Regions from separate parts of the Homo sapiens genome. Here all the other regions are linked to region 7. A link is a loop called in an ENCODE intact Hi-C map of the cell type or tissue named here. Cell type or tissue: PC-3. All regions are shown on one strand. Region 1 overlaps ODR4 (odr-4 GPCR localization factor homolog). Region 2 has its middle 22 kb from the start of PDC. Region 3 has its middle 5.6 kb from the start of PACERR. Region 4 has its middle 75 kb from the start of PTGS2. Region 5 overlaps PLA2G4A (phospholipase A2 group IVA). Region 6 has its middle 42 kb from the start of PACERR. Region 7 has its middle 23 kb from the start of PLA2G4A.

What was found. Peaks named below come from ENCODE experiments on the same cell type or tissue, not always from the same donor. Only the 100,000 strongest peaks of a DNase experiment are listed, where the experiment ranks them.
Region 1: a loop joins it to region 7, with 7 times the contacts of the local background. A loop is called at or near these places in 4 of 110 quality-filtered maps.
Region 2: a loop joins it to region 7, with 8 times the contacts of the local background. A loop is called at or near these places in 9 of 110 quality-filtered maps.
Region 3: it touches region 7 in a loop (15-fold over the local background); 5 of 110 quality-filtered maps call a loop at or near these places.
Region 4: a loop joins it to region 7, with 12 times the contacts of the local background. A loop is called at or near these places in 14 of 110 quality-filtered maps.
Region 5: a loop joins it to region 7, with 5 times the contacts of the local background. A loop is called at or near these places in 5 of 110 quality-filtered maps.
Region 6: it touches region 7 in a loop (8-fold over the local background); 5 of 110 quality-filtered maps call a loop at or near these places.

The regions. Positions count from the first base shown.
Region 1 is chr1:186,402,755-186,406,754 of GRCh38, reverse strand. It overlaps ODR4 (odr-4 GPCR localization factor homolog), which reads right to left. Exons shown (of 14, transcript NM_017847.6): 12 at 487-672. Among named protein-coding and RNA genes, the nearest start is that of ODR4, 29 kb to the right of the region's middle. In PC-3, CTCF peaks have their summits at 1,920 and 2,119; no DNase peak of the experiment used is centred here.
Region 2 is chr1:186,481,330-186,485,329 of GRCh38, reverse strand. No RefSeq gene overlaps it. Among named protein-coding and RNA genes, the nearest start is that of PDC, 22 kb to the right of the region's middle. In PC-3, a CTCF peak has its summit at 2,474; a DNase peak (open chromatin) is centred at 2,459; H3K27ac peaks cover 1,313 bases.
Region 3 is chr1:186,684,284-186,688,283 of GRCh38, reverse strand. No RefSeq gene overlaps it. Among named protein-coding and RNA genes, the nearest start is that of PACERR, 5.6 kb to the right of the region's middle. In PC-3, no CTCF peak of the experiment used is centred here; no DNase peak of the experiment used is centred here.
Region 4 is chr1:186,603,742-186,607,741 of GRCh38, reverse strand. No RefSeq gene overlaps it. Among named protein-coding and RNA genes, the nearest start is that of PTGS2, 75 kb to the left of the region's middle. In PC-3, CTCF peaks have their summits at 1,604 and 1,803 (motif pointing left); a DNase peak (open chromatin) is centred at 1,811; H3K27ac peaks cover 697 bases.
Region 5 is chr1:186,983,960-186,987,959 of GRCh38, reverse strand. All of the region lies in intron 17 of PLA2G4A (phospholipase A2 group IVA), which reads right to left. Among named protein-coding and RNA genes, the nearest start is that of LINC01036, 110 kb to the left of the region's middle. RefSeq lists an enhancer at 2,573-3,074. In PC-3, CTCF peaks have their summits at 29 and 1,872 (motif pointing right); a DNase peak (open chromatin) is centred at 1,869; H3K27ac peaks cover 409 bases.
Region 6 is chr1:186,721,093-186,725,092 of GRCh38, reverse strand. No RefSeq gene overlaps it. Among named protein-coding and RNA genes, the nearest start is that of PACERR, 42 kb to the right of the region's middle. In PC-3, a CTCF peak has its summit at 2,204 (motif pointing left); no DNase peak of the experiment used is centred here.
Region 7 is chr1:186,804,342-186,808,341 of GRCh38, reverse strand. No RefSeq gene overlaps it. Among named protein-coding and RNA genes, the nearest start is that of PLA2G4A, 23 kb to the left of the region's middle. In PC-3, a CTCF peak has its summit at 1,653 (motif pointing right); a DNase peak (open chromatin) is centred at 1,671; H3K27ac peaks cover 415 bases.

The sequences.
Region 1 (4,000 bases), 400 kb after region 7:
CTAATTTCTGGAACTGCCCATTTTGGCTTAGTATCCCAATTACATGAAAGGTATATGAAAAAAAAAAGGCAAATAATATGGAGAAAATGTTTAATAAATTAGTGTTTTAAAACCTTCTGTTCTGACATGATGCTTTACCAAGTAAGATAATGAGTTTTGAGAAAACTTTTATATTGAAAGAAATACCTTAAAGCTTTGTAATTTTACCTACTTAATCCTGAACTTGTTTTATTAAGATCTACTTGCTAAGCTTGAAAAATACCTTAGTATCTTAAATTTTGGTACAATTTCCCAGGAAATACTCACTGTATGTCTAGACATGTAGAAATTAAACATGTATTTTAAAATGTCTCAGTTAATATTTCGAAGTGTCAAACAGAACTAGCTTTAAAAAAAATCTAAAGACATGATATTTAAACTAGACATCTCATAGGTAAAATCTTAGCTGTAATCTAACCAGGTTCTTAAATAGCATCATATAATGACCTGTGTTTGTTTCCTCTGCAATTTCCAAATCTTCTATTTGAATTGTGTGATCCAACATCTCCATAAAATGGTCCCTGATTTCTTCAGCTGACTCATCGTCAAATTTATAATCACACAACATTACAGTGGATCCAGGAAGGGGAACAAAGACTCGATAAGGGAGGACGTGGAACTCTTTTTCAGAATCTAAAAGGAAAAGAAATATTATCAATATTTAGATAGGTTTGTCACTGGTATCAGTGATACATATTTTAGAAGTACATACAAAAACTAATAGAAATAAAGCTTAAAAGGTCAATATTTTTTCATTTTCTGGTTGATCTGGCACAAAATTGCTCTTACCAAATTCTGCTTTACCTCAAAACCCCTGGTCTTTGCAAGGAACCTAAATGATACTCCTATGAAAAATAAACTTATCTCCAGGCGCGGTGGCTCATGCCTGTAATCCCAGCACTTTGGGAGGCTGAGGTGGGCAGATCACTTGAGGTCAGGAGTTGGAGACCAACGTGGCCAACATGGTGAAACCCCGTTTCTACTAAAAATACAAAAATTAGTCAGGCGTGGTGGCAGGTGCCTGTAATCCCAGCTACTCAGGAGGCTGAGGCAGGAGGATTTCTTGAACCGGGAGGTGGAGGTTGCGGTGAGCCAAGATCGCACCACTGCACTCCAGCCTGGGCAACAGAGCGAGACTCCATCTCAAAATAAAAATAAAAATAAAATAAACTTATCATTGCCTTCAATGTAAAGCTGTTGATTACACATTCTTATACGACCCACTGTCCTATGAAGAACACTCAAGAGACAATTTTGTCCTTGATGTCAGAAACTATTGTCCTTCTTGTCTGTTTTAGCCTCATAGGCACTGTACATTTTATAGTTGGTTTTTCTCTTCTTCATCCAAGTTTGGAGCCAAATTACTGGCCACCTTACATCTAGTGCACAGGATCTGATAGAATACATTTTTGTATTAATCTCCCCATGAATTTCATCTTACTAGATGTAGCCCCCTTCCTATATATCAAGCATGTTTAGGACATCTAGTCATACATACAGTTTTGTGTACCTATCTCACTACCAACTCCATTTTGCTTTCTTTTTTTACCTTCCCTTTGACTCTTTATTACTAATATTTATTTTCACTTGTTTACTTATGCTTCTTTGTAAAAAGCCTTAAATCATTTTTAGAAAAAAATAAATCTAAATAAATAACAAATATCTCATTCTTCTGTGAATACTTACAAACTGGAATATATTATTTCCCCTAATTTCTAACATAGTCACTGTTGCATGTAAATATATAATTACTTTTTAGTTAAATGCTACGATCCTTATGAACTATCAGAAAGATAGAAATTTTGTGAAAAGAATGACCTCTTTCAGCAACAGATATGATTAAAAAGTTACTAATGTAAAGATCAAGTGGAAAACTAGGGCTTATTTTAATAGTAACCTAGACTTCGTTGTCAAGAAACTAGTGGTAACTTTACATAATTACAAACAGAAGATGACGAACAATGCCTTAAGTGTCACAGGAAATGCAATGGCTTAAACTACGTGTTCCTTCCAGATTCTGTGTATTATCTTGTTTGCACATGAGAACTGGGAGAGAAATTTTACTCTTTGACCAGACTGCCTCCTAGCTGTAGAAGAATATTACTGCAATTTGTACTGTAGCACGAAAATTGTCCACACATTGAAATTAGGACTATATTATTTTATTTTGAGCCACAGTTACTTGAAACAGATTAAGTAAAAACTCAAAAATGACTCTAATGTGCATGTGCAATTGGCATGCAAAATTTTAAAACCATTTCAAACTACATCAATTCTTGGTCTATCTGAAAAATAACAAGCTAAAAAAATCAAACGTTAAATAACTGGTTCCAATAAATTTAAATTACTCATTAAAAAGAAAAAGCACTACAACTTTCAAATTAAGAAGTTAAATTAGCAATTTAGTATCTAAGTAAGACTCGTTTTCTGTTGGTCTGAGGTTTAAATGGGAGGAGAAATCTTTTGGAAAAGACACATCTCAAAAAGCACTCCAAAGCAGAATCCTTTAGGAATATCCTCATGTCATAGTATCTAGTTCAACATTATCTGAATAAAGTCAAAACAAATAAAAAAATTTTAAAATTAAGCCAATATAATAAGAATTGGGTTTCTATTGGTTAAATGTCCTAGCTGGTATCAGAGTAGTACTGAAACTTTTAAGTTATTTATGTATTTTTCATAGAATTTTTTTTTAGAATAGGTGATAGCACAGTTGAAGCTTAAAGGATAAGAGGACATCTGCATAAAGGGATAGGAGAAGTGCCATTCAGAGAGTGGAATCATAGGCACAGACAAACAGGATTACAAATGTTCTGGGAAGACAGTGGAGTGGTACAGAGGATACTGATGTGGGGATGGGCAAAGGTAAGAGGTTTCATAACTGATGACCTCCATTTTCACAATGAGTAGGTCATCTATGAGAATAAGTTGAGCAGGATCAAATGAAGACTTATAACAGTGAAGAAGGCTTAGGCTGTATCTTAAGAGGAATCAAAGAGGAAGATCACAACAAGTGCAAGGATTAATTGGAGTTTTTTTTTTTTTTTAAACTGACAATGAAATACTAAGTTCTTTTATCTGGATAGCCAAAATTAAAAGCCTAGGTTTAGTTTAGAGATCAGATATATAAAGTTATTATGTCCTTAACAGACTTCCTCATGCATGCAAAAATACTCTAATTCAGGTTAATTTTATGGCATACATTCTACATTTTACTATATTACAGCATCTATAAGATCTTACCAGTATATAAGAAAATAAGCAAAGTAAAATGAGGATAAAATCTAAAATCTAACAATTTGGTGTATAAATTCAACATCAGAATTTACATTTATTTATGCTTCAGGGGATGGATAACTCATTCTCCATGATGATTATTTTATATCACATGATTGTAACAAAACATCTCATATACCTCATAAATATATATATATACCTACTATGTATCCACAAAAGTTAAAAATTAAAAAAATTTTTTTAAAGAATTTACATTTATTTATATTATCACACTTACAATGTATTCTTTTATCTTGATACCTAAGATCAACTAATATGTTGTTGGAATAATTATCCTGTTACTAAAGTGTTGAATATATATTTACATCTTATTTCTGTTTGAAATATGCTAAATTTCCCAAAAATTGAAGTTAAGGCATTTTAAAGACAATTAACATAAGTTGTTCTCCTCCATCATCTCCAACATGGTATCAATACCACTTGATGAGGGCTTGGCTTACACCAATTTTATTAGGGGCCTTACAAACATCATCTCATTTAATCTTGCAGCCTCAAAAAGTAGGTACCATAATTCCTATTTTATATATAAGAAAATGGGGCCATTCATAGTGGCTCATGCCTATAATTCCCAGTGCTTTGGGAGGACTGCTTGGGGCCAGAAGTTTGAGACAACCTGGACAACATAACAAAGCCCCATCTCTACAAAAAGGTAAAAATTAAAAGA
Region 2 (4,000 bases), 320 kb after region 7:
CAGAACCTGTGTTTTCCCAGAATATTTCATCTGATTTGATTCTCACTTTCTGCAGATGTTCTCTTTTTTCTTCTGTCTTTAGTACTAACTCAAATATTAAACACAATCCCTGTTCTAGATTTTCCCAAAACCAATCACACAAGGCATTTGTGTTTGTATCAAATTTACTGTAGTTTGGGGGCAACAGAGGAAACTTACATTGTAGGAATGAAAATGACTTAAAATTATATAGTAGGCATCATTGTAAAATTATATAGCAGGCAACCCTGTTCTTAGAAGTCCTTCAGCAATCTTGTTTGATCTTTTGCACTTTTTAAAACTCTCCCATAGATTCCACTCATTCTCTTAGCTCCAGCATCAACATGGAATTCTTAGCCATGAACTCCAGCCTGTCTCACCTAAGTATTCTTCTTCCTCCAACTTCTCTCCAAATCCTAATCAATATTGAAGGGCATATTTAAATCCTACTTTGAATTATACCTCCTAATCATTCTACCTTGCCTTTCCTTCTTCCTCCTCTAAACTGTATCCCGTTCACTTTGGCACTTGATAGTTTCACCTTCCTGGGTGCAGGTCTTCTAGCTCCAGAAAGTTTAAGCTCTTTTAAGCACTCTAGGTTCTTTCTAACTGCTTTACTGCATATGAATTAAAAGCTGAACAAGGCTGAGTCCAACTTCCAGTTGCAGGTCTGGCATGTGAAAAACCTGAAGTCATCACTCTGTCCTAACAAGTAAAAACCTGAACAAACTGAAAACAGATGATTTTCCTAAACCTGAATTTTCTCCTTTTAAAAATATCTCTTCAGGGTCTTATTTACCATGATATTGCTTTCCTGAATAATAATTAAATTCCTAAGTAGGAAAGAATCATCAACCCATTACCAACTAAAAAGTAAAGGTTCAAGTCTTTAAGAAGAAAAAATTCTTTCATAAAAGCACATGTGAGGCCAGGTGCAGCAGCTCACACCTGTAATCCCAGCATTTTGGGAGGCCGAGGTGGGTGGATCACCTGAGGTCAGGAGTTCAAGACCAGCCTGGCCAACATGGTGAAACACTATCTCTACTAAAAATATAAAAACTAGTTGGGCATGGTGGTGGGCGCCTGTAATCCCAGCTACTTGGGAGGCTGAGGCAGGAGAATTGCTTGAACCCAGGAGATGGGAGTTGCAGTGAGCCGACACGGTGCCACTGCACTCCAGCCTCAGTGACAGAGTGAGACTCCGTCTCAAAAAAACAAACAAACAAACAAACAAAAAGCATATGTGAAATCTCTACTGTAATTTGCACTAAATCTTAAGCTTTCTATTTGTACTTCCCCCTCCTCATCTCTTCAGTAGCTCCTTCAAACATGTTTTTTTCCAGAATATTTGTGACAAAATACCAGAAAATACAGTCTAAGAATCTTACTCAATTCTGTCTTGTGCATTGGTCTCTGATAGTTTCCTAGTTCCACATGGAAGAAGGTGTTTTTCAAAATCTATACTTTAAAAATTCAGTATTTGAATATTCATGTGTCCCTTAACAATGAAGATATGTTCTGGGAAATGTGTCATTAGGCAATTTTGTCACTGTGCCAACATCAAACGGTGGATTTACCACAAACCTAGATGTACATACTGTGCGGGTACTAGCCTACTACACACCTATGCTATATGGTATAGCCTACTGCCTCTAGGCAACAAACCTGTACAGCATATTACCCTACTGAATACTGTAGGCAACTGTAACACAATAGAAAGTAGGTGTGTATCTAAACATATCTAAATATAGAAAAGGTAATGTGTTACACTAAGATGTTATGGTGGCTACAATGCTACTGTGTGATAGGAGTTTTCACCTCCATTACAATCTTAGGGGACTATTGTTATATTTGCAATCCGTTGTTGACTGAACCATCATTATGCAGTGTATGACAATATAATACAAACTATTTATAGTGCACTTATGTGTAGAGTATATTTAAATTGGTCTACCTGCATTATCTCATTTAATCCTTAACAATCCTATGAATGCAAACTATGATTACTCCCATGTAGTTGAGGAAACTAAGGCATAGAAATGTTAACTTGCCCAAAATATCATGGTGAGTGAAGCATAAAAAGCCTAACAACAGTGTTCAAATGCTATGTATTGTTCCATCCACAAAAAACAGGAAAGAGAGTCTCTCACTCTCTGGGTGTGTTTGTGTCTGTGTTCCTTTTAAAACACAATTTTTAAAAGTCATAATTGCAAATTATTTTTCTAATGCAAATCACACATATCCTTTTGATAAGGATATTCAATCACAGAAAATGTTTAAAAGTATTTTTCTCCCTAATATTTCATATTGTATTTTAATCAGTTGAGCAATGTGTATAAAAGGAAAAAAATGACTGCATTTACATGTTACTATGTGATTTCCTTTGGAATCAGTTCTTCTGACTTAAGGTCAAACCAGACAGCTGGCCTGTATGTGATTATGCTGCCCTCACGTGACAGACGTTGTGAACTGCAAGTAGAGTGGGATCCTAGCAAAGACCACCAAGCCCGAAAACTCAGAGGAGCCGAGACTAGCTACTCCCCCAACTGTTCACTGACCATTTTCAAATCAACTTTTACCTGTGACCTCAAAACATCAATGTGATTTTCACATGTCCTTAGCTTACTTCTATTCAATGAGTACAGGTATCTACAATACTGTGTATTTACAGGTCTTACATGCATTTACAATTTAGTAGTAGGCAGTATCAGAAATGTTCTATTTCCTCTGGAACTTAATATGCTAATAGAGAATGGTGGCATATAATAATATTTACAAATAACCAAAAAGGTCTTGAAATTTCTCCAGTGGCATATATAATTTACCTATTTGGTCATACAACCTGACAAGTGCTACCATTTTTAAATCCTTCTAGAAACATGGCATTTAAGACTAAATTTAAAGACCTCTATTAATAATTATGAATGTGGCTGGGCGCGGTGGCTCATGCCTGTAATCCAGCACTCTGGGAGGCCGAGGCAGGCAGATCACCTGAGGTCGGGAGTTTGAGACCAGCCTGACCAACATGGAGAAACCCCGTCTCTACTAAAAACACAAAATTAGCCGGGCATGGTGGCGCAAGCCTGTTATCCCAGCTACTTGGGAGGCTGAGGCAGGAGAATTGCTTGAACCCGAGAGGTGAAGGTTGAGGTGAGCCGAGATCATGCCATTGCACTCCAGCCTGGGCAACAAGAGTGAAACTCCGTATCAAAAAAAAAAAAGAAGAAGAAGATAAATAAAATAAAAATAAAAATAATTATTAATGTGAATACAGCCTGTTTTGGTAAGATAAAATGTGTCATACAACAAAAATCCAGGCGAATCTCTAGTATGGTCCTTCTCTCCTTGATAAACAGTTCTTTGGCTCACAAAAGAAATGGGAATGGCTAAAATTCTCCTTTGACCATAAATTTTTATGATAGTTTCATTGACTATGGAGTTAAAAACTAAAAACAGAGCATCAAAATTCCACCCTAGATGATGTAGGAAATTGCCTAGAATATGTGATCCAAAGCCACCAAAAGACCTCTCAGTGGCTCCAAATGATCTTTCAAACTCGCTTGCCCTAGAGCCTAGGATTCCTGCCATTAATACATTTTTTCCTACTTACAGTATGTCGTCTCTGGTAGTTTGATTTTGAAATATCAAAATACAGCATTATCTGGAGAGATAAGACACTATAAATCACAAGTTCCTTAGCACAGATTAATTAATCAGGATACTTAATGTCAAAAGGAAAGCAGTAAATAAGACCTTGAGGTCAAGCTACAGGTAGTAATTTATGGACAGGAGGATAGAGGTGTGGTCCAAAGGATACAGCACTGCTGAGAAGAGTTCCCAGCCTGGGCAAGAAAAGATCATTTAGCAAGAGAAGCCAAACATGGACAGGGAAAGTGGAAAGAAGTTGAAGATAAACTTGGGCTGCTGAAGAACTGCATGTAAGACTGGCTCTTTAACTGAAACTAAAATATAAAAAATATCC
Region 3 (4,000 bases), 120 kb after region 7:
TTAATCGTCAACTTGAGGAATCTTCCCTCTATTTCTACTTTGTTGTTTGTTTTTATTATGATGGGTATTGGACTTTGTCAAATGCTTTTTTCTGCACTATTAATTGTGTGATTTTTCTTCTTTACTCTGTTCATGTGATAGATTTTCAATTAAATGTTTAATGTTAAGCTAGCCTTACATACTGGGACAAATCTGACTTGGTCATGTTGCATAATTATTTGTATATATTGTTGGACTGGATTACCAGCATTTTGTTGAGTCGTTTTGCATATATGTTCATGAGAGATATTGGTATGTTATTTTATGTTCTTGTAATGCCTTTACAGTCTATGAGGTAATGCTGACCTTATAGAATGAGTTAGAAAATATTCTTTTCTGCTTCTATCCTCTGAAAATGATTACAAAGAATTGGTATAATGTTTTCTTAAATGTCTAGTAGTACTCACCAGTGAACTTATATGAGCTTGATTCTTTCTGTTTTGGAAGGTTATTAATTATCGATTCAATTTTTTAAATAGGGATAGGCCAATTCAGATTGTCAATTTCTTATTGTGTGAATTTTGGCAGATTGTACCTTCTAGAAATTCATCTAGGTTATCAAATCTGTGGTCAAAAGTTGTTCATAGTATTCCTTTATTATCCTTTCAATGTCCATGGGATCTGTAGTGATGTCTCCTCTACTATTTCTAGTTTAAAAAAAACTTTTAGATACAAGGTCTCCTCTGGTACCCAGGCTGGAGTGCACTGGTGTGATCATAGCTCACTAACCTCGAACTCCTGGGCTTAGGCAATCCTCTTGCCTTGGCCTCCCAAAGTGCCAGGATTACAGGCATGAGCCACCACAGTGGAGCTCTCAATTCTGATACTAATAATTTGTGTCTTCTCTTTTTTTCCTTAGCCTGACTAGAGTAATTAACTTTATGTCTTTTAAAAGAACCACCTTTTTGGTTTTACCCATTTTCTTTTTTGATTTTCTGTTTTTGATTTGATTGATATCTACTCTAATTTTTTATTATTTCTTTTCCTCTGCTTACTTTGAATTTAATTACTTTTCTTTTTTGTAGTCTCCTAAAATAGAAGCTTATATTATTGATTTTAGATCTTTCTTCTTTTCTATTACAGCACTCAATGCTATAAATTTCCCTCTAAGCATTGCTTTCACTGCATCCTACAATATTTCAACTCTATTGTTATTTAGCTCAAAAGAGGTTCTTAATTTCTATTGGGATTTCTCTTTGACCCATGTGTTATTCAGAAGTGTTCCGTGTGATCTCCAAATATTTGGGAGTTTTTCAGCTATCTTTCTATTATTCATTTCTTGTTTAATTCTATTGTGGCCTGAGAGCATATATTGTATGATTTATATTCTTGTAAATGTGTTAAGGTGTGTCTTATGGTGCAGAATGCGGTTTATCTTGCTATATGTTCCTTAGAGAATAATGTATGTTCTGCTGTTATTGGATAAAGTAGTCTATAGATGTCAGTTACATCTCGTTGATTAATGGTGCTGTTGAGTTCAGCTATGTCCTAAATGATTTTCTGTCTGCTGTATCTGTCTATTTCTGACACAAGGCTGTTGAAGTCTCCAACCATAATAATGAATTAATCTATTTTTCTTTGCAGTTTTATCAATTTTGTCTTATATATATTGATGCTCCATTGTTTGGCACATACACATTAAGAATTGTTATGTCTTCTTGGAGAATTTACCTTTCCATAACATGTAACATTTCCCTTTATTCCTGATAATTTTTCTTGCTCAGAAGTTTGCCCTGTTGGAAATTAACAGAACTACTCTGGCTTTATTTGATTAGTGTTAGCATGCTCTCTCTTTCTCTATTCTTACACTTTTAATGTATACTTGACTTTGTATTTAAAGTGGGGTTCTTATAGAAAACATATACTTGGTAGGGTGGGAAGTAAAATAAAAAGAAATACTTGGGTATTGGTTTGATCCACTCTAACAATCTCTATGTTTTAATTGATGTATTTAGACCATTGATACTTATTTTTTTATCCTCATCCCTGTGATTACCCAGAGAGCTGCTTAAATTGATTATTGATATAGACAAATTAATAATTAATATCTACCGTTTGTTACTGTTTTCTATTTTTCATTGCCCTTACTTTCTGCTCCTATTTTTTGCTCCTTTTTCTGTTAATTTAGGTTTTGAGTATTTTATATCATTCTATTTTCTCTCCCTTCTCAGCATATGAATTATCTTTCTTTTTGACTTTTTTAGTGGCTGCCCTGAAGGTTGCAATGTACATTTACAACCAGTCCAATTCTCCTTTCAAAAAACACAATACTGTTTCATGGCTAGTGCAAGTACCTAATAATAAGAAGTCACTCCTAATTTCTTTCTCTCATTCTTTGTATCTTTACTGTTATTCATTTCACTTGTACATAAGCTGTAATCTTTCAATACATTATTGCTATTATTATTTCAAAACATGTTATCTATTATATCTATTTAAAATAAGAAAAATAGGCCAGGTGCAGTGGCTTACTCATGTAATCCCAGCACTTTGGGAGACCGATGGATTGCTAGAGCTCAGGAATTCGAGACCAGCCTGGGCAACATAGTGAAACCCTGTCTCTACTAAAAATACAAAAAAAAAAATTGCTGGGCATGGTGGCATGGGCCTGTGGTCACAGCTACTCGGGAGGCTGAGGTGAGAGGATTGCTTGAGCCTGGGAGGCAGAGGTTGCAGTGAACCAAAATCAAGCTACTGCACTCCAGCCTAAGTGACAGAGTGAGACCCTGTCTCAAAAAAAAAATGAAAAAGAATTATTTTTATTTATCTTCACTTATTTCTTCTCTAATGCTCTTTGTTTCTTTAGTATGTAGATCCAAGTTTCTAACCTGTATCATTTTTCTTATCTCAATAACTTCTTTTAACATTTCTCACAAAGCAGATCTACTGGCCACAGAATGCCTCAATTTTCATTTGTCTGAGAAAACCTTATTTCTCCTTCACTTTTGAAAGATAATTTTGTAGGGTACAGAATTCTAGGTTGTAGGTTTTTTCCCCTCAAAGTGAAATATTTCATTCCACTCTTTTCTTCTTTGTATGGTATCTGAGAAGAAGTCAGATGTAATTCTTATCATTATTACTTAAAAGATTGCTTCTGTTCCTTTCTCTCTTCTCCTTCCCTTCTTTCCTTCTCTGTATATTACACCTTTTATAGTTGCCCCATATTTCTTAGATATTATGTTTTGGTTTTCTTCTGTGTTTTTTTCTTTGATTCTCAGTTTTAGAAGTCTCTATTTATATATCTGCAATCGCAGGGATTCTTTCCTCTGCCATGTCCAGTCTACTAATAAGCCCTTACAGACATTGTTGACTTCTGTTCCAGTGTTTTTGATCTCTAGCATTTCTCTGATTATTTCTTGGAATTGCCATCTGTCTACTTACATTACCAACCTATTCTTGTGTGTTGTCTTATCATAGTAATTGCAGTTGTTTTAATTTCATAGGTATTGTAATTTCAACATCTCTACCATATTTGACATTGATTCTGATGCTTGCTCTGTCTTATCAAGCTATGTTTTTGTCTTTTAGTGTGACTTCTAATTTTTTGTTGAAAGCCAGGCATGATGTACTGAGTGAAAGAAACTCAATACATTGTAATGTGACGATAAGAGTTCAGGGGAAGTGAAGCATTCTATAGTCCTATAGCAGGTCTCGGCCTTTTAGTGAGCCTGTGCCTATGAACGGTGACTTTCAACAAGTGCTTTTCATTCCACTCTTTTCCTGTCCTTAAGTGGGACAAGATCACTGGGGGGGGGCTAGAATTGGGTATTTCCCTTCTCCAATGTAGAAGCTAAAGAGAGGGCTGGAGTTGGGTATTTTTCTTCCCCTGTATGGAAAGCTAGAGGCAGTTAAATTTGGATATTTTCCTTCTTCTAATTCAGTTAGGCTGCGACAAAAATCCCGACAGTTTAGGCTCTAATATTATAAAATAATTTCTCTTGAGTATAGGCCTTATTAAGAA
Region 4 (4,000 bases), 200 kb after region 7:
TAAAAACATTTCACCCTATTTGTACCTGAAAGAAATAATCAGGCCTTGAGAATCCTTGCACAAGAACATGATAATAAGCTTAGCCCATTGCCTCTTGTAGTGCTTGATTAGACTATTGCCAAAGCGTCTGTGGATCTAACCTCAGGTAATAATGCTTATCTCCACATATCACACAAGGTGAAAAGTCTTCTCAACTCTAACCTTACCCAATATCTTTCTTTTCTTTTTTTTTTTTAATTTGTGGTTAAAAAATAGACATATAATTTTGTATCTTAACCATTTTAAAGTGTACATTTCAATAGTGTTAAGGGTATTCATGTTGTGAAACACATCTCAATAACTTTTGTTTTTATCTTGGTTTCCTTATATTTGTTCTTTCGACAAATATTATTGAGCAGTTAGAATATACAGGCGCTGTTCAAGCACTGAGGATAAAGCATTAAACAACTCAGAATGAGATATAAGATTAGACCTGTTTATTTCACAAATCTGTTTTTTGAGGTTAAATTGAAACAATGCATGTAAAATTTATGAAGTATATCAGTAGTTCTCAAAATTTGGTCTAAGGGCTTTTTTACACTCTTAAAAATTATTGAATACATTTTAAAATGCTTTTGCTTATGTGGGATGCACTCACACAAACTTGTGTATATATATTTACTATACTAGAAATTAAAATGAAATATTTAAAATATATTTTCTAATTCATTTAAAATAAAAATAATACATTTATTGCATGTTTGTATAAATAACATATTTTTAAAATACTATATTTTATTAAAAGCATTTACCTAAACAAAAAATGTTTAGTAAGGCTGGATGTGGTGGTTCATGCCTATAATCCCAGCACTTTGGGAGGTCAAGGTGGGAGGATTGCTTGAGGCCAGAAGTGCTAGGCTAGACCATAGTAAGGAAAGAGAAAAAGAAAAGAAAGAGGGAAAGAGAGAGGGAGGGAGGAAGGAAGGAAGGAAGGAGAGAAAAAGAGAGAGAAAGAAAAAGAAAGAAAGAAAGTAAGCTTAGTGAGAGGAGAGGCATTGTGATGCATTTTGTAAATCTCATTAATGTCTGGCTTAATAAATGACAGTTGTATTCTCAAGAGTGATGTCGTCAAAATGGGAGAATAGAAATAATCTAGCTTCAGTGTTCCCCACAGAAAACCAAAAACAACTATCCAGTACCTAGATTATCATCACCAGTAACCAAGAACTGGGCCTTTTGATGATTTTTGAGACCACAGAAAAGTGAAAAACTACAAGCAGAAAGTAAGAGAAATGAACTTCAGTTTCTTTGATATGCCTCCCCTACCTAAGTTGCCAGGCACTACATGGAAAAGTCCCCCTAGACTTAGGGTTTCACCAATGGAAAAAGTGAGATCAAGGCAGGCAAGACAGCAGGCTTCCCCACCATCTTGGGTTTCTTAGCAGGACTGCCATTTCTGCCTCAACTCAAGAAGCATCACAAGTGCCTGTAGAGAGAAATATCCTAAAGGCGGCTAGACTGAAAAAAAAAAAAAAAGAGAGAGAGAGAGAGAGAGTGGAGAAGGGATAGCAATCCCAGGGTGCAAAATGTAGGGCTGCTCTTCAGCTCAGCAAAAAGAGACACCAAACCAGAAGAGCAGTTCAGCAGCACCGGGCTCTAGGAGGCATTCTTCATGGGTCCTCAGGACACAAAACTCTACCCAGCCTCCACACACAACCAAGGAATCTCCTTTGGGACTCCTCCTGCCACACAGCCCCCCATCTGACACAGGCAGTTCTCCAAACTTTTTTGAGAGCTGTGGCAAACTTGGACTTAGGGCACCATCTAGTGCCAAAAAGGAGGCAGCAGTCCGGGGCTAAGGGAACTCAACATGCAAACCACACAGAACCTCTAAACATGCATAGCCTAGAAAGACCAAAGCAATCCAGACAGTGAAGACTGGAATCAATAGCTAAACCTTTAGTGCAAAGACAGAAATGTAAATCCGTAAGAAACAACAGCAAACAGGAAACCATGACCTCCCCAAATGGACAAAGCAAAGATCCGGTGATAGGCAATGGAGCAATGGTGTGGGCTCTCAAATCAGGAATTCAATATGGTAATTTTGAGGAAACTCCGTGAACTCCAAGATAACAGAGAAAAACAATTCAGAAATTTATCATAGAAATTTAACAAAGAGATTAGAATAATTTTTAATAAGAACAGAAATCCTAGAACTCAGAAATACTTTGGCTGAACTGAAAAATTCATTGGAAGGTCTCAGCAGCAGAATTTATCAAGTGGAAGAAAGGTTCAGTGAGCTTGAAGATAGGGTATTTAAAAACACACAGGGAAGAAAAAAGAAAAAATAATTTTTAAAAAATGAAATATGCCTACGAGGTCTAGAAAACAGCTTCAAAAGAGCAAACCTAAGGGTCATTGGCATTTAAGAGGGAATTGAGAAGGAGGCAAAAGGTAGAAAGCTTATTCAAAGAGATAATACAGTAACACTTTCCAAACCTAGAGAAAAATATAAATATGCAAGTACAGAAAAGTCAAGGATTGTCAAGGATTATAAAGGATTATAAAATAGATTCAACCCAAATAAGACTACACCAAGGCATATAATAAACAAACACTCAAAGGTCAAGGTCAAAGAGAGAATTCTAAAATCAGCAATAAAAAAGAAGCAACATCATATGAAAAAGCTCAAGTTCATTGGGCAACAGACTTCTCAGCAGAAATCATACCCAGGAAGGAGTGAGATAATATATTCAAAGTGCTTAATGAAGAAAACTGCCAAATGATAATACTGTATCTAGCAAGCTAGCCTTCAAACATGAAAAATAGATAAAGACTTTCTGAGATAAATAATAGTTGAGGATATGACTTACCACCAGACCAGTCTTACAAGAAATACTGAAGGGAGTTCTTCAGTCTGAAAGGAAGCTAACATGCAACAGGAAAACATCAGAAGATATAAAATTCACTGGTAAAAGTTAGTATAGAGACAAATTCAGAATATTCTAATACTGTAATTGTGGTGTGTTAATCACTCATATCTTTAGTATGAAGACTAACAGACAAAGCTATCAAAACAATAATAACAACAAAATTTTGTTAAGAAAGATGCAGTTATGAAAAGATGTAAACCGAGAGAATAAAAAGCCAAAATATGGGGAGGTGGAGTTAAAGTGCAAAGTTTTTAAGTTTTTCTTTGTGTTTGCTTCTTTTCTTTACTTTATGATCAAAGTGAAGTAGTTATCTGCTGATAAAAAACTTGTTATAACTATAAGATGATTTTATAGGCCTCGTGGTAACCATAAAGCAACAATTTATAATAAATATCCTAAAAATAAAAATAAGCAATTAAAACATACTACCAGAGAAAATCACTTAACCACAAAGGAAAACAGTGAGAGTGGAAGAAGGGAAAAGTTACAAAACAAAGAGAAAACAAGTAACAAAATGGCAGTAGTAAGTCCTTATTATCAATAATAACATTGAATATAAATGCAATAAATTCTCCAATTAAAAGACATAGACTGGTTAAGTGGATTAGGAAACAATACCCAACTATATACTTTCTATGAGAAGCTCACCTCATATATACACACACACATAGACTGGAAGTAAAGGGATGAAAAAAGATTTTCTGTGCAAAAATGGAAGCCAAAAAAGAAAAAAGCAGAGCTACCTATACTTAGATAAAATAGGTTTTAAGGCAAAACCTGTAAAAAAAGACAAAGAAGTTCATTACATAAACAGTAGTAAATATATATGCAACCAATATCAGACCACCCAAATATGTAAAGTAATTATTAATAGATCTAAGGAGAGAAATAGACTATAATACAATAATAGTAGGGGACTTTAACAACCCACTTTCAATGATGAACAGATTATCCAAACAGAAAATCAATGCACATGTACCCTAAAACTTAAAGTGTAATAATAATAAAATAAAATTTAAAAAAAAGAAATTTGAGTTAAACTACACTCTACACCTAATGGACCTAAGTAATATTTTAAGAACATTTTC
Region 5 (4,000 bases), 180 kb before region 7:
TTCCTAGTGGAGGAAGAAGGCATTGCTGGAGAATTGCCTTCCTTCCTCAACTGAAACAATACAGTTATAAAACATGAGCCTCCTCTATCTAGGAAACATCATGCTCTGTGATTTCATTGGTGAAAATGAATTACTACTTTTTATTCAGCATACATATATCCAATATATATTCTTTACATATACCCATGTTAATGGTAACCAGAAGAAAACACAGGAAACTACAACCTCTAAGAACTGCTATTTCAACTGTCATACACTGGTTTTGGTATGAAGTTAACCTAGTTAGAATTTGGGGAAAGAAGAGAACATTCAGAATTTGGTAGATGCAGTTATTGAAGAGCAGTGGAAATGGGCTTTGGAAGAAGGCCTGAATAGTAAATCTTGTCTCTGCTTCTGCTTCAGAACCTTGTTAAAATCAGGAAGACTCCATTTCCCAGGACAGTCCTCATTTCATCTCGATGACCAATGAGATAGATGTTTCTGGGCATCAGGAAACCGAGGCAAGTCACAGAGTTATTCCACAATTCCTTTTATTCTCTACCTCAGGGATTGTTAAGCAACATTAAGGTACAGTCCACGGGCTTTTCAGCCCCTTGCCACAGGTAGGAATACTTGGCAAGTCTGATCAGTTTAGGACGCTATGGCCTCCTCTCACTCACAACTGCTGTGGCCCACTTGGCCTTGGAGATGCATGCTCAGAGGGATTCTCCCATTACCACGTGCAAGCTCACTGGGCAAGCATGGCTCATTGCCTGAAGGAGATCATGTTTGCACCACTTAAACATGTGAGATCTAAATGGTGCAAACATGCAATTATTTTTCTGTGACTTTATGTCCCAGACACCCAACAAGCAAGGCTCTCTATTCTCTAATAGTAACTTTAAAAACGCAGTCAGATTTTGGAAAAAGGGAGCTATCACAGGAATGTGGTTCTTTTATATGCCTTATTTTAAAACGTAATATATGTAATTATCTTCTCGGGAAATGGGCTCAAACGTGAATGAGTCCGTTAAGGTAAAGCTGATATTTGCTGATCCCACTTTTCTTAAGAATAGGGAAACATAATTCTGTGATGACAAAAGATGCTTCAGATCTATGAAGGAGACTTGGACCAAAGGCTACCAGGCACAAACACTTCTTGGCTGTGTGAGATGGAGGGCAATTAGTGTCAATACTTGAGCCCATTTCTTCTTCTTTAAAATGGAAATAATGTACTAATTTGGGGTTTTGTGGGGATTGGAGATCATTTCTATAAAGTGCTTGGCACAATACCTGGTACATAAACATTCTACAACAGCTGTTACGCTTGTTATTTTTAAACTGACAATATGTGATGAAAATTGGGAACTCTAAATTAGAAGTGAAGCTATAAAGTTTATAAGAAATAAACACACCAGGTGTGTAGCCAAGAATGAGCTTATTATATTGTGTAAGTCAGCAAATCGTTTCTGCTATTCAAAGTATCCTACTACATCTTCTTTTAAAAATCTCCCTGCCTTTCTAGAGATCTATATCAGCAAATTTATCAATTGGTTTCTCCTTCTCACAGAAATCCATGAAACATCAACCCTCATTGCATAAAAGTGTCCAAATAAAATAAAAACCAACTATTTGCTTTCTAAACACCTAAAAAGCTTTAAAATAAAAAAGACCATACAAAAAATTAAACTGACAATGATTGCTGCTATCAATTCCCTCATAATGAATTCTTGAGCATAAAAAAAATCAGCAATATCAACATCAGGAACTAGTGGATTTATCGTAATTGGACCTCAGCTGGTGTTCCTAGTGAGCAAGCCATTCTGATAAAGGAAAATGAACACTTCCAACTCTGAAAACCCCAAGTTAGAATGTGCAAGTTGATCCACTAGGTGGCATATTAACACCATGAAACCATTAACCAGGTTTTTCACATTACTGCGGAAAATACCCTGTTCTTGGGAGTTACAGTTCTGTGATAGAAAAAATCAAGCCCAGTATTAGATCAGTTACTAAATTCAAACCTTTTGGCATCCTACATGATACAACTACATATATTCAAAAAGGCATTATGTTAAATTTAAACCTTTCTTTTCATTATTATACAAGAAGTCATCTTAAATGGTGTTTGTATCTCTTTCATTCTTCCCTGAAATTCATTGGGATTCCAAATCCTTCCCTTCAGTGTTATCCCAGCAAAAGCCCTCATATCTCAACCTTCTCCAGCCTCACCACCTATCCCATGTCATCTTTCACTTGTGCCATTCAGTAGCCTCCTATTGTTGAACCAGATCTCTTAAATCTTTGCTAATGAAAGCAGAGAATAAGAAAAACAAGCATGTAAAATGTGATCCCCCTTCCACATAAGAAACAAATTTGTAGAGGTGAGATTATAAGCAATCTACAAACAAATATTGAGTTATCACAACAGAAAATAAAAAATAAGCCCAAGAGAGAAAGTTAAGTATATTTTGTTAGAGAAGTAAAAATTACAAATATAGGAGAACATGAGAAGATATTTAGGTGTAAAATTACTGTGAATTTGCTGGATAATGCCTGCCTTTTCAATAAAAACTGAAATGTCAGGAAGGCAGAAAGTTCATCAGGCTTGCATTTTTTTTTATCCGAGCGCTTAGAACATGGAAGGTACATAATAAATATTTGCAAAATTAATAAATACACAGAAGGTGCTCACTAGAGGTTGATTGACACAGGGCAGCATTCAGTTCAGAGGAACAGTGAGACCAGTTGAGTTAAAGGACAGGCAGGGTTTTTAAGTGGAGCAGAAGACTGGGCATTCTCTGTAGAAGAATAACCATATGAAAAGACTGAGGATGGGAGGCTGTGGCATTCGTCAGAGACATCTGGGAATTCATTCTGGCCTGGCTAGAATGAAGGCTGTGTTTGGGGAACACTAAGAAATAAGGCTGCTTGAGAGACAGGTGGTTCAAAAGTAAGGAATGAAGGAGAAAAGACATGCAGCCTCATCTCAGCTCCCCCACATCATCGTGACTTCCAGTAACCTGCCTAAGTAATCCATGACTCCATTTCCTAACTTATAAATTAAAACCCCACCTCATAGGCTAGTCTTGAGTGTTAAATATTTGGGGGAAAATATTTGGCTTATATGAAGCACTCAAAACTTTTAATTCTTCTTTCCATGCTGTACCCCTAGTTTCTAAAACAGTTTCTGGCACACTAAACAATAAATATGTATTGAATTAATAAATAAATGAGACCAGAAAGAGATCATAGGCAGCATTAAAAATAGATGAGTTATGGACTAATATATTAGGCAATAATACATAATAGTAAGCTTATAAATTATTTTTAAAAGATAGAACTTTTACTTGTACCTACACACCCTTATCAAGATGAAGAAATATCAATGAATTAATGAATTAAGAAATGAGTACCAGTATTTCTGGATATGGATGTATCCTCATTTTAATTAACATTTAATGTTTAGCACTTTGTAGAATTATTTAAGAAAGAAAAAAGCTCATTACTTTGCATCATTGGCATATGCTGAATAATGTGACACATAACTGGTTCTAAGACTATGCCTATCAAATTAATAATTTGAATAAGTGAGACTGGGAAACCATATATTTTCCTGTGATAGCAAATTAACAGGTCCTAGAAAAGAAATCTCAGAAGACATATTCCCTCCAGATCGAAGTGATGGTTTAAGAGTAGATAGAGTATGCAGCCATACTACGTGGGCAGGCATGTACTATATACAAATTCCCCATGGTTGGGAACTCTGCCTCCATCCCACCAAGAGCACCTTGTATCCTGACACTTGCTACCCACAGTAAGTCAATGAAATTTTAAACACCCATCATGAAAATTGTACTGCATATTTACTTTAGGTGTCAGGCATTGTGATCAGTATGTCTACAGAATACAAGGTAAATAAAGCAAGTCACTGTTCTTAAGGGGTTTATAATTAAAAGCCAAAAACTATGAACACTAATAATTATATTAGCTGCTTCAATTTACTGTCTATTTCATGCCA
Region 6 (4,000 bases), 83 kb after region 7:
ATTTAATAAATGGTGCTGGGAAAACTGGCTAACCATATGCAGAAAACTGAAACTGGACCCCTTCCTTGCACCTTATACAAAAATTAACTCAAGATGGATTAAAAACTTAAATATAAGACTTAAAACCATAAAAACCCTAGGAGAAAACCTAGGCAATACCATTCAGGACATAGGCATGGACAAAGACTTCATGACTAAAACACCAAAAGCAATGGCAACAAAAGCCAAAATTGACAAATGGGATCTAATTAAACTAAAGTACTTCTGAACAGCAAAAGAAACTATCATCAGAGTGAACAGGCAACCTACAGAATGGGAGAAAATTTTTGCCATCTATGCATCTGACAAAGGGATAATATCCAGAATCTACAAGGAACTTAAACAAATTTACAAGAGAAAAACAAAAAAAAGCCCATTAAAAAGTGGGCAAAGGATATGAACAGACACTTCTCAAAAGAAGACATTTATGCAGCCAACAAACATGAAAAAAAAGCTCATCATCACTGGTCATTAGAGAAATGCAAATCAAAACCACAATGAGATACCATCTCACGCCAGTTAGAATGGCGATCATTAAAAAGTCAGGAAACAAGAGATGCTGGAGAGGATGTGGAGAAATAGGAACCCCTTTACACTATTGGTGTGTAAATTAGTTCTAGCATTGTGAAAGACGGTGTGGCAATTCCTCAAAGATCTAGAACCAGAAATACCATTTGACATTATGCCATTACTGAGAATAAACACAAAGGATTATAAATCACTCTACTATAAAGACACATGCACACGTATGTTTATTGCAGCACTGTTCACAATAGCAAAGACTTGGAACCAACCCAAATGCCCATCAATGATAGACTGGATAAAGAAAATGTGGGACATATATACCGTGGAATACTATGCAGCCATAAAAAGGATGGGTTCATGTCCTTTGCAGGGACGTGGATGAAACTGGAAACCATTATTCTCAGCAAACTAACACAGGAACAGAAAACCAAACACCGCATGTTCTCACTCATAAGTGGGAGCTGAAAAATGAGAACACATGGACACAGAGAGGGGAACTTCACACACCAGGGCCTGTTGGAGGGTGGGGAAATAGGGGAGGGATAGCATTAGGAGACATACCTAATGTAGATGACGGGTTGATGGGTGCAGCGAACCACCATGGCATGTGTATACCTGTGTAACAAACCTGTATGTTCTGCACACGTATCCCAGAACTTAAAGTACAATAAAAAAAATTTTTAAAAAGGAAATAATCATATAAACTGGAACTCTCACTCTTTTAGCCAGCCCATTAATTAGTACACAATGAATCTTCAGTTTGTACCGCTCCATCAGGGAAGTCTCTCCATGTTTTGTTAAAAGTGTGGTTGGCCTGGAAAAGATTAATACCTTTCATTTATTGAACAGCTTATAGTTGGGGTGTTCACATTCCATTAGCTCATTTTATACCATAATGATTTTTTGAATTAAGCAGGAAAGTGGGAACATTACTTTCATTTTATTTAAAAAAAAAAAAAAAAAAGAGGAGCTCAGAAAAATCAGGCAGACTTCCCAAAGTTCATCTGGCAAGGTAGTAGTTAAAATGATGTTAGAATAGTGGTTTTATATGCTCTTCTTGCTACACCGCAATATACTCGAATGTTCTTTTTCACCTTAACATGACAATGACAGTCACTCTCTTAAACCAAAAATGATGACTAGAACAAGAATTTAGGGCCAGAAGCAACCATAGTAGATTCAGGCTTGTGTCTTATTGGAGTTTAAACTTCCAACTAGAATTAATATTTTGGTTAGTAATAAAGCTATAACCCAAACTCCAGCCTGTTACTAGATGATTTTCAGCCTTTGGGATATGTCCCATTCCAATCAAGCTGTTCCTTTTCCTGTCTTGAAATGTGCTAACCATATTTAAACATTTAGCTACAACGACTTCAACCAGATGCTAAATTAAATGGAAAAATTTGGGAATTTGATATTTCCCTTTCCCAAATGTCTAATTTTGTACCCTTGCTACACTTCTTACACTTACAATTCACTTCATTTTGTACTTCACCTTTGTTGTTGTTGCCAGTTTAATCACACAATGTTTTACTTCCATGCTATCAATTAAACATTTTTTTCTCAGAAAAAAAAAAAAAGCCCAGACCTAGAAGAGGGTTATGTTTCCATGAGCTCCCCCTAGAGGTTGGAGTGCTCATTAACACTAGTTAGCTACCAAAACAAATTCACAATCCACATTGTATTCAGAATAGACCACGTTCATCCAACATCATTTGCTTGTAATTCAGTAATAAAACACGAACAGATGACATAAGAAATTAAAAAGTGTCATAGCATTTAGAGAAAGGTTTGGCTGGTTGTTTCATTCATTCATTCATTCCATAAATACCTTGGGCTGGAACATAAATTTTACCTTTTAATTTTAGCATAGTTCTCTTTCCAATAGGTACAAATTATAGGGCCTAGAAGAAATAAAGGGCACATTCGGTCAGTATTTGGAAAGAGAAGAGTACCAAAGAAAAGTCTCTTTAAACAACAAAGACTCAGTTTGCCTGTTTCTTTCATTAATTTAACCGTTCAACGTTGTTGAGTGCTCATTATGTGTCAGAATGCATTTGATATGGGAATTGAACAGTGAACAAGGTATGACATCTGCCCTTATGAAGTTTTCAATTCAATGATTGCTGACAGGTCAGGTCACAAAAATAAAGTCACATGAAAGAATGTCAGTGGAGAAATAAGAGCAGAAAGCAAAATGGGATAAGTATTCTAGCAGAATGTGACATATGAGTCAAATTTTAAAGGACACATAAATTTGGGTTAGGTGGGGGCAGCAGGAAAGAAAGTTGGATAATGTCAAATAAAACTATCAGAGATGTATCATAGACCAATGAATAAACTGGAAATTTACATTTTGACTTCAATAAAACGTTTATTGCAGAATTTTTTAACGTAAGAGGAGAGGCAACACTTACAAATGCCTGGAGGCCTAAATGGCCCAAATTTTCCTCAGGGGCCCAAAAAGGTGATTTAAAATGAATAGAAACTCAGAGGACTGATGCTTAGAAGGGATGGGGTGCTTTAATGATAGAATTCTGTCTAAATTATTATTAGAAACACCTTTAATTATTGCAATACTGTCTTAAGGGCCTCAAAAAAAAACTCAACTAAATTCATTTTATACAATAAGTATACAATAGACAAGTTTTTTTCCACCAGCCCAACATCATCTTGTGTTTGAGAAAACAAAGATCCAGAGAAGTTAAGTAAATGAAGTTACACAGAAATTTGTGACAGGGGCATGTAAGTGAGATACAATTCACTGCTGCATGTACTATACCAGAATGAAAAAATCAAAACATCATATGTGGGCAATTACACAGAACTACATTGAAACCATTTGCTTTCCACAATCTGTTATTAAAGTTTGTCTTAATCCATAAACTGTTATTAAGAACTTCTAGAACATGTCGGTATAACAATAAATTTTTGACTGAGATTATTAAAAGCATGCAATTTTATTAATCAAATGATTTTTTTAAAAATCCATTTCCTAAGATTTGGAATTTTCCACTTTCCATGTTCTCCCTATGTTCAAATAAGAAAGGAAAAATACAGATTAGTTGAAAAACCTCTTCGCAGAGGTACCACATTACCATTCAAAATGTGTAAAGTTGAGCTTCTTTCATTTGAAGCTAATATTTGTGAATTACACATTCAATGAAGATTTATTGAGCACTCACTATGTGTACGGATTGTACCAAAGGCTAAGGATAAAACAGCGAAAACAAACATAAAACAAAACAAAACAGAAATAGATCTTGCTCTAGTGGCAAAAAGTGTAGTGAATAGCATGTAAGAACAGCATGTTTTCAAAACTGTTTATTTCAAACAGTATGTTTTCAAAATTATTTATTTCAATATTTTAGTGGCTTTTATTGAAATCAAATTACAGACTCAGATTCTATAATTCCAAACAGATTAGTTCTACATT
Region 7 (4,000 bases):
TTGTTTCAGACAGGGTCTTGCTTTGTTGCCCAGGCTGACTTCTGGACTGCAGTGTCACAATCACAGCCCACTGCAGCCCTCAAACTCCTGGGCTATGGGTGCACACTACCAGGCCCAGCTAAATTAAAAAATATATATATAGATATAAGGTCTCACTATGTTGCTCAGGCTGGTTTCAATCTCCTGGGCTCAAGCGATCCTCCCACCTCAGCCTCCCCAAAGTGCTGGGATTACAGGCGTGAGCCACCATGGCTGGCTCTCACGAGCATCCTATTCTTTTCTTTTAATTGATATTGTGTGGTGGTAAATATGCAATGACTACTAAAACTGGCACCAGTACTTCTAATAAAGAGTCCAGTGACTACTAGCGATGGTAAATAATGATGGCAAGGCAAATAATACCTAAATATTATGAAGATATTTTGCCTTATGAACCTCCTGATAAGATTTTGCAGACTGCCCAGGTATCCACGTGTCACCTTCTTAGAACTACTGCTTTAGAGCCTTCTGATGATAGCTAATGCTTATGGTCCCTTCCCATGTGCCAGCTGCTACTCCAAGTGCTGAGTTACTTTATCTGAGTAAGTGCCGAGATACTTAATCTGAATTTAGCATCTCTTTTTCTTTGATAAGAAACATGAATGTGTCCCAAATGAAGGAAGAGAGAATAGAGGAGGGACTATAATATTAAAATATTTTTCAACAGAATACATTGAATAAATGGCTTTCAGTAACTTGAGATCTAAAATATTTACTTTTAAATGATATGCACTGGCAATCTATAATAAAGTCAACATTTTTGTGGGACTTTAACACAAATTCCTCAATTGGCAAAGAAATTTACCAAAAATTTTAGCAAAAATTATTCCTACTTGGCGATATAGCACTTTTAGGAAGATCTGGTTCCTATTCTCAAGTTTATGTAAACTTAGAATCAAATTGTAGCTCCAGCTTTGCCACTTTCTTCAAGTGTTGCGTAATGCAAATCACTAAGTTTTAGGAGCTTTAGAGAATTAACACAAGAATTTAAAAGGACAGAAAATGATCTCACATCTTTGTCCATTAGAAGACCCAAAGCTGGATCAAATTCTAAGCCAACAGTTATCAGAAATGCTATTGGGTCTGACGTTCCCTTCTGGAAGCGGCCAGAAAGAGACCACTTTTGGTCTTTGGTCCCTACTTATAGGCATTGGAAAAATAGAAAAGGCTCTTAGATTCTCTAGAGACGTGAGTGTATACCAACCCCACTAATCTGACTGTCAAAACAATAAACAAAAACCCAACAAATAAAAAACGAATTTCACTGTATTTAGCATATATCATTTCATCTATCTTGTTTACTAACCTTAGTTTCTGTGTCTGTAAAATTGATCTAATATAATTGGCCTAAATAATTTAGTATAATCCAAGACTGACGACATAATTCCAAGACAACACATTCATTACTGGAATTGCTTTGATGTTATAAAAGCTAAGAGTAAAAGATAAGAATGGGCCAACTTCTCAAACCAACTTCTAAGCTTTCCTGAAATTACCAATTTTCCTTGTAATCTGAGATGAAGAAACATAGCATATCATCAGTCATAATAACTGATGGAAAAGGCCTGGAGACTTGGGAGTAAATGCTCAAGGATAACGACATAGCATTCTCCCGCAGGTCAGCAGGGGGTGTCACATCACCAGCCTTTGTGTTGTCGTCCAATAAGCTCCTATAGCTGTAGAAGAGATCTTTAAATAAAGCATTCAAATGAAACATCCACAGCAGCTCTTCTCACTAGTTTCCTCCATTCACTTAATGTGTTATTTTGACTTTCAGGCTTCTCTTCCCAGAAGTCTGCAGAAAAGTAATATATTACTACATACACATTTCAAATTCTCAGCTTATATTTTATGAGTATGTCTTTATCACTATCGAAAAAAATCAACCCATTTTGAAATAAGATTGAATCAGATTTCTCATGCTTTTCAAAAGAAACAGAAAACTATCTGCTCAAAAATAAACAAAACTATAGAATTTTTCACATGACAAGGAACATATAGGCTAAATGCGGTGGCTCACAACTGTAATCCCAGCACTTTGGGAGGCTGAAGCAGGAGGATTGCTTAAGCTCAGGATTTCTCAGCTGCAATGAGCCATAATGCACCACTGAACTCCAGCCTGGGCGACATATAATTATATATTTGTCCATAATGCAACTACTTTTAAAAGTAGTTCACACTGCTGCCTCTTGATTACCTACCTACACATCCAAACCCCTTGTGGTATTTTAAAATCCAGTATGCATATGGAACACACATAGCAGTGGAGATTTTTAGTGTCCTTGCATGCCCTTGAGAAAATACTGCGTAATAACCATGTCCCACCTTGAAACTGAAGTTTCAATAGTATTTACAGCATAGTTCATTAGGTTTCTGAATACCCTATTCAGTTATTTCAAAGCTTGTCCATGGTTAAAGAATAACAACATGACTATTTCCCTTTCCCCAAGGGAATTGTTTAAATTGCAATATCCTGTTTGGGGGATCTAGGACATTGACACCCATACTGAATAGCAAGCTTGTCCAACCAGCAGGCTGCCAACTTTGAATGTGGCCCTACACAAATTCGTAAACTTTCTTAAAACATTCTGAGATTTTTTTTTTTGCGATTTTTTTTAGCTCATCAGCTATCATTAGTATTAGCGTATTTTATGTGTGGCCCAACACAATTCTTCCTCTTCTAATGTAATCCAGGGAAGCCAAAAGATTCGACATCCCTGCTGAAAAGTAAAACCTCACTCTCTCAAAGTTGTAGTCTGGCTCTATTGTTCTAAATGGGGTCTCCTATGAGCTTTCAAAAATACTTCGATTTATAGACTGTTTTGAAATATAAATATATATATATATATATGACTTATTAGTTTCCAGTACATCTGGCTTATTAGTTTCCAGCATCAAGATGCCAGTAAGTTCTTATACTCATAGTTTATACCATGGTTTAAGCAGTATTATCTCAGAAGAACCAGACACAAACCAATTTTTTCTTTAGAAAATAATGACAATCAGTATGAATCAAAATAATCGAATTTGAAGTTTGGATGTTTGTCTTCAGGATCTCCAACTTCTTCATTATTATCTCTTCTCCTTCAGTAGCACCTATTCTTTCTTCTAGTGCTCACTAGGAAAACATTTTCTAATTCTATCCCTCCCTAAAGAAAGAGTAGGTTTAAAAAAAAGTGAATATGGACAGGTACTCATTTACAGCAACCTTTTAACTTCTATGAGTTACCAATTTAACATACAGATAGTCCCTTCTTTGAAAAGTAATTATAGGCCATAAAAAGCAGAATGTAAAGGGAGTAGGACGAAATAAGTCAAATACTGCTACAAAAGTTATGTCTAGGCCAATGCTTTCCTTCTCTCTATCTGCCACTGCTACCTCTTCTTTTCCAAGAACTTCAGATAGCTGGGATCCAAAGTCTACTCTCATTAAAAACACTCCCATGTCTGATCTGTGCTTCCTCCTTGAAGAGTCATATACTCTGATTTACAGAATAGTATCGTATTCTGTTTGGTAAGTGGTGAGGAGCTGGACCAGTTGGTGTTAGTAGGAATAAAGAAAAAGGGAACGTAATCTAATACAACTAAGGACGTAAAACCCGTGAGACTGGGAAACTGAATATGGAAGGTAGGAAGAAGAGAGAACTCTGGAAAAAATGTCTGAGTTTCCAGGTATATTTGCTTTCTGGGTAAATTTCTGCATATTTTTGTACCTGAGTTATACCAAGTATTCAATATGTACTTTGATTAAAGGATGAGTAGATGAATGGATGGATGGATGGATGGATGGATGGATGGATAGATTAATAGGGGTTAATTGTGACACCTTACACAGAGACATTAGACTTCAAATTAGAGGGAATGTACACAGATTTATTGCACAGATAAGATACTATCATTTGGTTCATCTAATTTTCATTCATACTCTCTAGCTACCCTCCACACTTGTTTAGGAAATTCT